Regions from separate parts of the Mus musculus genome. Here region 1 is linked to region 2. A link is a contact called in ENCODE POLR2A ChIA-PET data. All regions are on one chromosome and are shown on one strand. The core of a region is the stretch at or near the end of the contact, and the rest is flanking DNA. Distances in the headings are between cores, read along the strand shown. Region 1 holds the start of Tspan14 (tetraspanin 14). Region 2 holds the start of Sh2d4b (SH2 domain containing 4B).

Region 1 (3,777 bases), core at 293-2,792, 74 kb before region 2:
AGCGTGGCTCTTATCAAAGCCTTGGCACCTCTGCTCTCCACTTGTACTTTCTGGACCAACTGCCACCCCTACCCCCCACCCCCTCTTCTAACTCTTCACTCCTTTGCTTTCAGTTTCAACATCAATCTCTCTCTCACCTTTCCCTTCCACATGCTCACTTTATCCCTGGGCTTTTGTCTTGTCTCAGCATTGATTTCATCTTGAAATGATTTGTCTTTTCTACTAAACAGTAACTATGTGGAGGGAGAGGTTTCAGGCTGCTGCACTCCCCAGGATAATTCAAGACCTGGTGCCCACACATCAGACACCCAATCATGCATTTTGGTTAGTTAGAGGTGACAATATGGACAGGTTTCCTTGCCAGAGAGGTCCTTGAGCTATCTGGCATATTCTAGAAACAGGCTACATCCCCATTGTTAAATAACCACAACTAGCAGCAGAAAGGTACATTCTATTTCCAGATTTTCTTTTTCTCTTTACAATGAACTTAACCTGTTGGCTGCGTGTGTTAAAAACATAGCCCCAGTCTTATGCCACTTTTGTATAGCCCAAGAGGAGCAGATCTGTCCCTCAGCTCCCGCAAATCTACACGAGTTTACCAAGCAGGACAAGGTTATGCTTTGCTCTATTGACAAGCAGATCTAGGCTGGGACGAGATCGGCCTTTTTATCACAGCAGTGTGGACAGCACTGTAAATCTATCTGCCTGTCCTGTGACCTTCCACTTCCAAGAATCAGCCCAGCCATCTCCTCAGCATAAAGGTGATGAGCAAATCTCAGCAGGACATCCAAAGGAAGCTTGGTATTTTTAGCACCGAGACTGGAAGGAGCGAGTGTTTACGGCTCAGCTGTAAAGAAATCTCAACCACCGTTTCTAGAAAACTACCCGCACACACTGGCTCCCAAGGCTGGGCAGGAATGCCTTCCATCTTAAAACCAGCCATTTCACCAATCTTCTTCCACCTCTCAGCCACCTCGAGCATCCCTTGACACAGGCATCTTGTAACTCGCATTTCTCCCTGGCTCGGCTCCCGCCGGGTTAAGAGCTAATACCAGAGGAGCATTTGCGCGGCGTAACTTGGCCGAGCGCTCAACTCTGCGGCCACAAGCGATCGACTTCGCCAGCGTCCGGGAGCCACAGAGAGGGCGGAACCGGGTAAATCCCGTTTGGGGCACCGCCCAGAGCCGGACAAAGGGGCGGGTCAGCGATCCGCCTCATTACCTATGGATGACCATTTGTAGGGCGGGGTGCACGGTAGGGGGTGGAGCACGGCGACCCGGGGGCGGAACACAGGCGGGGCGTAGAGAAGGCGTGGTGATCAATGTGGGAGGGGCAATCAGCGGTGGGATGTGGGCTGATAGCACAGTGGGGCGGAGCGAGCGGTGAGAGCCAGGCCTGGGTGGGGGGGAGGAGCGAAAGATGGGGCGGTTCCTGCATGGGGAGGAGCAAAGAGCGGGGGCGGGGCTTGGGTGCGCCAGACGCACTGGGCGGCTGAGCGGTGCGAGGAAGCGGCGCCTCTTTTTTCGCCGCGGCCCCGCCCCTCCGCGCCCCGCCCCCGCCGCTCGGACGGCCCGAGTCGCGCCCTCCCGCTCGGAGCTGCTGAACTTGCTCTAACTTCCTCGGCCAACCGGGCCGTGCTGCCGCCGCTGCTGCCGCGCCCGGGTAAGTAGAACGCGTGGCCTCGCTGAAGCGTCGGGCCTGTCTTTATTGTCTCGGGCCGGCCCTCGTGAGCGTCCTCTCGGGACAGCGGCTGCTCCCCGCGTTCCTGCTCGGCCCCTGGACTCCCTTGGCTGGCGGGGGCGGCCCCGCGGGTGGCGCGGGCTTTGTCTGCTGAGACCGCCCGCGAGCTCTGGAGGCCGCGGCCGGGACCCCGCTGAGCCGAACTGGGGCGCTGTATCGAGTGGGAGGCGCGGCGGGCTACCCGGAAGGTGTGTCTGCTCCCGGCTGCTGCCTGGGCTCTGTCGGTCCTCACCTGCGAACCCAGCGGAAGGCTCTTTATTCAGCTCCGGTCCCGGATGAGGGGACGGTCGCCCAGCCCCCACCCACCCTGAATGTGCACGCTGTCGCGGGGTCCCACGCTGTCCGGCAAGAGTTTAAGGAGGTGGCGATCCTGGCTTCTCGGTGCTAGTCGCTAAAGGCTGTGTTTGGGAGCAGAGCCCGACCCCTGACCTAGCCCGAGGTTTGGCCAAGTTGTGATTCTGGCTCAGCCTAGGTTGGAGCTCCTGTATTCCCTTCCCTCCCGGGCGTGCAGTGCAGAGGGTGGGCAGAGTGCACATTTGGGGACTTCGGCCCCTGAACCACTGAAACTCCTGTCTGGAGGACTGAAACTTGGTCTCCAGTGAGAGGCAGTCAGAATCCTCAGAACTCAGTGTCTTCAGCCAGTGCCTGCCCGGAGCTGGTTGCAGAGCCACGGTGACTGTATCAGGACACTGGTGTTCTGGGACATCGAGATGTGTTGGGCAGCGTGTGCAGGACGCTGGGCTGGAGCCTGTAGCAGGTGTGATCTCAGCTCTCTAGGTGGTCACCCCAACGGACTGGTGGATTTAGGTCAGTTGCCTGCCAAATCCTACACAGTTGTGGCTGTCAAGGGACAGTTTCCACACAGCCCCTTGGCTTCTGAGTAGAAGTTGGTGCCTGCTGAGTGCTTCCTTATTTATGAAAGGAAATCTGGGGCCCCACATTCTAACAGCTCAGAGGTTGCTGGAGACACCCTTTCTCTCAAAACTCCTCCTGGGCCCTAAAACCCTTAGAATGAAGCCCAGACTTCTGCTCTCTGGCTCCTCCCTTAGCTGTCCCCAAGTCTTTTTTTTTTTTTTTTTTTTTTTTTTTTTTTGGTGTCAGGGTCTTGTGTAACCCAGGGTTGCCTTGAATTCATGATTCTTCTCAGTCTCTTGAGGTGGAAACCTATGTCACTAGATGTATTTTACCCTTACTGTGTGTTTGTTATACACCTTTAGTTGATGACTGGCTTGATAGCATCCCTTTCTGCATTTCTGGGTCTCCTTCTTGGATCACCTAATGTGTTTCAGAGACTGGGGTGCTCTGGGCTACAGCCCATACTTTCTGGGCTCACATCTGCAAGCCTTGTGTGCTGGGCCTACAGTAGGTGCTCAGTGGTAGTTATTGATATGCACTTGATCTAGGCTTAGTTGCTTCATTTAGTCAAACATTCTTAGCCACTGCTCCTCCAGAGGTTTGTGGCTGTCCCCAAAAAAAGCTGCTGAGAGGGAAGGGTTGGCTGCCATGGGCAGATTCTCCTAAGATGTCTCTTAGGACAGCTGTGCCAGCTCATTTCTCAGGACAGGTGAGGGCTTCTTGTCACATGTTTGCAATGGAAGATGAAACTCATGCCTTGTGTGGGTGGGGGAGGAGCTTGCCCTGCAGGTTATAGAAATGAGGTGAAGTTACAAAGAGGCCAGGGTGCAGGGAAACCTTGGCTTCTCAAACCACTTCTGAGGGCCTTATCCTAGGCCACCATGTGCCTAGGGGTTAGACCTTGTTTAACTTTAACTAAAGAGTTAAACACAGTTAATTTTTACAGTGCCTAGAAATGCCAGTATGCCAGTCTTGAAAGCCCCTTGCTGGCTTAAAACCCAGTGAATTTATGAGCAAACATACATGTACATGTTTGTTTGTTCATAAATTACATGGCATAATGGTGGGTTTTTCAAGGCTTCTTAGTATTTATGGAAACATATCAAGCTACTATCCCAGCCTTACTTTTAATTGTTTAATCCTTGAAACAACTGAAACAACCCAAATGTGGTAGACATTAGC
Region 2 (3,778 bases), core at 493-2,992:
ATGTCATCATCGTTCTTCGTGACAAGAATAATGTTTCCCAGCTTAGGGACATCCAGGTGGTTTCCAGAAACTTGCACAACAGACTTGTCCGGCAAGAAACGGCGTCAGTTTGCAACAGGGACCACTTCGGCCAATGAAAAATAAAACCAAAATATAACCTGTCTGAAGATGCTGCTGCGTTCCAGTCCGGCTGCACCTGGCGTGCAGTGCTAGGGTTGTGGTCCAGTTCGGTCGGCAGGGGGCGCGCCAAGCCAGACGCAGCTTCCAGGAACACGTGGATAAGAGCACTCAAGGAGCCCAGAGTGGCGGAACCGCCCCCTTAGTGTTCCAGAAATCTGACACAGCCCGTGGCTGGGTCAGGTTCACGTATTTGGTATCAATTGGCCTCCTGCCCCACTGACCTGGGATTGCTAGGGAGCGCTCCTCCCCCGCAAACAGAGCCTCAGTAGCACTAATGGAGTAATTTCTCCTATTCGTTTACAAATCCCAGGACGCCACTGCTTTCAAAGGCCTGGAACCATTCCTCTGCTTTTAATAGTGTTTTCTCTGCCTTCTATCCTGTTCTTTTAAGAATCTGGGGACACAGAGGCTAGATGTCCTTCCTGCCTTTGGTTCACCAGTGTCCCAATTTGCTTCCCTATTGCCTGGGATAAAACGCCGACCAAAACCGGCTTGAGAGAGGAAAAGGGACTGGCCTGAGAGGAGGGTGTCTGGCTGCCACATTCGTTTTTGACCCTGTGGGCTTAACTGGAGAGACTCCGCTTGGTTCTGCTTACTTTTGTGTCAGTCTTGCAGAGAGAGACAGATTCAGACTCCGGGTCTCTACCATTTCTCTTGGTTTCCGGATCCCTCTTCCATCCCTAGGGAAGTGGAGAAACTGATACCACCAATCCAACCTGCTCACAGTGCCAGATCTTGCCTGTTTTCTCCGGATAGGGTTGCAGCTTTAAACTACGAAGAGGATGTCAAATTTGAAATCTGGGTGGAGCGCTGCTGCGGCAGCCTACTGGCTGCATAGCCCGAGGCATGCACTACCTTCCTGGGCTTTCCTGTCTGGATAAAAGGACACCTATGAACAGCTCTGCAAGCAAGCTTATTAGAAAGGGAGCCTCGGGTCTCAGCAAGAGCAGCTCCTACCCACCTCAAAGCAGAAGCCTGGACATTTGTATTAAAGCAGACTAGCAAGGACTTGGACAACAAAGATATCAACAACAACCTCCCAAATGGCCCACTGGGGAGGCCTGTCTTTAAGCACATGCAGAGTTTAAAAGTCTGCTCTAGGGAAAGGAAATGATGTCATCTTTATGGTCATGAGCACTGTGGTAAGGTAATAACCCCTACATTTCTTCTACTGATTCCATTTTGTTCGCCAGTTTGAATCCAAAACAGATAGGAGGGAAGGCATTTCCTCCCCAAGGCACTTTAAGAAGTAATAACATTATCTTCCAGGTGCCCTGAAATGAGGAAGGTTGCTCATGGTGAAGCAGATACAGTTGTGGCACCTGGGGTCCCAGAAGCTTTTGAAAGTTGCATAGGCCTCTGACATTGGCTCAAAAGACATGGAATTAGTAGGCAAACAACTTCTTCCCCACCCCCTCTTATCTGCAGGGGAGGGATCAGTTCTCAGCTGGCCGGGCCAGTGTCACTGATACAGCTGGTGTCATTGTTACCTTCCACTAACAGATCACTCGACACCTCCCGACCCAGGTGGATTTGGGTCTGAGCAGATGTTTGGAGCCTTATTGTTGTAGAAACCCCAGGTGAAGCCACAACACTGCTGAAATGTGGTAATTTAATGATAAGTGATCTTAATAGGAAGCCAGGACTAGACAGCTCTCTGCCTCTGCTACCTCTCAGAGCCCCTTGGTTCTTGCTGCTTGGGTGAATAATGCTGTCCTGGCCGATATGAATCCATCATTGGCTGGGAGCTGAGACAGGACAAAGATGCTGTCCAAGGAGAGGTCATCTGGAGTGACTCCAAAGTGAGGAGCTAGGGCAGAATTGGCTCAAGGCGCTGGCCTGGCCCAGGGATCTTGTGTAGCCTTGGAGTTCTGACTGGCTGCACTCCGGTGTGCGTCCCCCACAGCATCATGCTGCAGCAGATCCTGCAGGACATGTACATCGACCCGGAGCTGTTGGCCGAGCTCAGCGATGTGCAGAAGCACATCCTCTTCTATAAGATGCGAGAGGAGCAGCTGCGGCGATGGAGGGAACGGGAGGCGTGGGATGCCCTGGCTCAGGCAGAGGGCCTGAGGCCCGCAAAGGTCAAGAGAGGTATGTGGCTTGGGGGTGGGGGTGGGGGGCGGGTCACCAAATCTTAACTAATAATGAGAAAGTTAACGAGTCAAGGCTGGGTTCTCCTTTCGTATGGGCACTAGTGTGATAAAGACTGGGGATTTGGAAGCCTTGTGCTGGGGCCTTTAGTCCCACTAGCTTGGGTTTCCAACCAGGATTATAGAAGAATGTGGCAGGGACTATGCAGGACTCAGATGGGCTGGGGAAGTGTAGACTTCCTCACTTCAAAGAAGGCGCTGTGGAATCTGATGCTTGACAATTGCATGGTGCATAACAGAGACCATTGTCTTCTTTCTTTTTCTGATTCTGGGAATTGAGTCTGAGGCTTTGTGTACTCTACTAGTAAGGTATATGCCCAGACCAAGGGCATATTCTCTACCCTTGAAAGACCCACAAAGTGAGGACTCTCCCACGTTCTGACTCAGGAGAGGCGACACCCCAAAATCCCCCACAAGAAACGGTCTTGTTGCAAACTGCAAGAGGATTTTTATTCAAGAGCGCTCTCCGGCCCACAGTCATACACCACGCAGGGGTAGAGGACCACGGCGGCCCGAGTAGCTGGGTAAGGGGGTATTTAAAGGAAGAAACCACAACTCAAGGAAGTGGGGAGGGCGTTGTTGGAAGATACCAAAGATACCAGTTAAGAGTCACAAGGAATACCTGGTAATTGTTAACTCTCAAGACAGCTTCTAAGAGCCCCTAACTATAGCACATTTGCATTGCAGGTTCTGGTAATGGTCAGGGTGACTTTCTTTGAATGAGCACTCTTTGAACCCAGGAAGTGGGTGGGTGGAGGAATGTCGCTATCTGTTTTATGATTAGCATACCTTTACAAAGGCCACATTCCCAAGCCTGGGCCTAAAGGCCTAGAATTCTGTTTTTACTTTGTTATACTTTCACCCTCAATAGCAGTTCTAGTCAGAATACATTGAAGATAACTAGGTCCTTCCTCCCTGGCATATAGACTCTGATTCTCAGCTTAGGTCTCTACTCTATATCACAGCCCACAGTGTACTCCACAGCCCACGTCTTCATGTGAGAGGATGCTGTGGGTTGTGTTTATAGTCCCACTGCGCATCTGCCAGAAGGATGCCAGAAAATTTCCTCGCATAATGAGTCATCATCTCCAAATGGCAATAGCAACTTCCGGCAAGAAGCAAAGACCCAACCTGTCTTTCAGGTACTTTATATTCAAAGTCATTTGTCAGTTAAAGCCATGTACTGGGGCTAACAGACCTACTTGGGACCTCTAGCCAGCATCAGGTGTGCTAAGGCACCTTGCACATTCTAGATTCTGCTACGGAGACTAGCTTTTGTGTATGTTGTACACACTTTATGGTCCCTTTGAAAACATTACAATAAAGTAAATGCAGAGTCACCAATAATGTGCTGGTGTTGCATACATTAAGTACAGAGATCAATGAAGCATTTTCTCTTGGTGTCATTTAATCAAGAGTGAGCCCAGATTTGAATCTTCTATATC

Evidence for each region. ChIA-PET counts read pairs that join two places held with the same protein, here RNA polymerase II (POLR2A).
Region 1: POLR2A ChIA-PET joins it to region 2 with 16 read pairs in embryonic stem cell. The contact joins the promoter of Tspan14 here to the promoter of Sh2d4b in region 2. POLR2A ChIA-PET finds 5 or more read pairs at or near these places in 4 of 5 experiments (Patski and embryonic stem cell).

Annotation. Positions count from the first base shown.
Region 1 is chr14:40,964,661-40,968,437 of GRCm38, reverse strand. Tspan14 (tetraspanin 14) reads left to right here and starts at 1,542. Exons shown (of 9, transcript NM_145928.2): 1 at 1,542-1,662.
Region 2 is chr14:40,891,278-40,895,055 of GRCm38, reverse strand. It overlaps Sh2d4b (SH2 domain containing 4B), which reads left to right and starts at 1,742. Exons shown (of 8, transcript NM_177816.4): 1 at 1,742-2,274. The coding sequence starts at 2,091.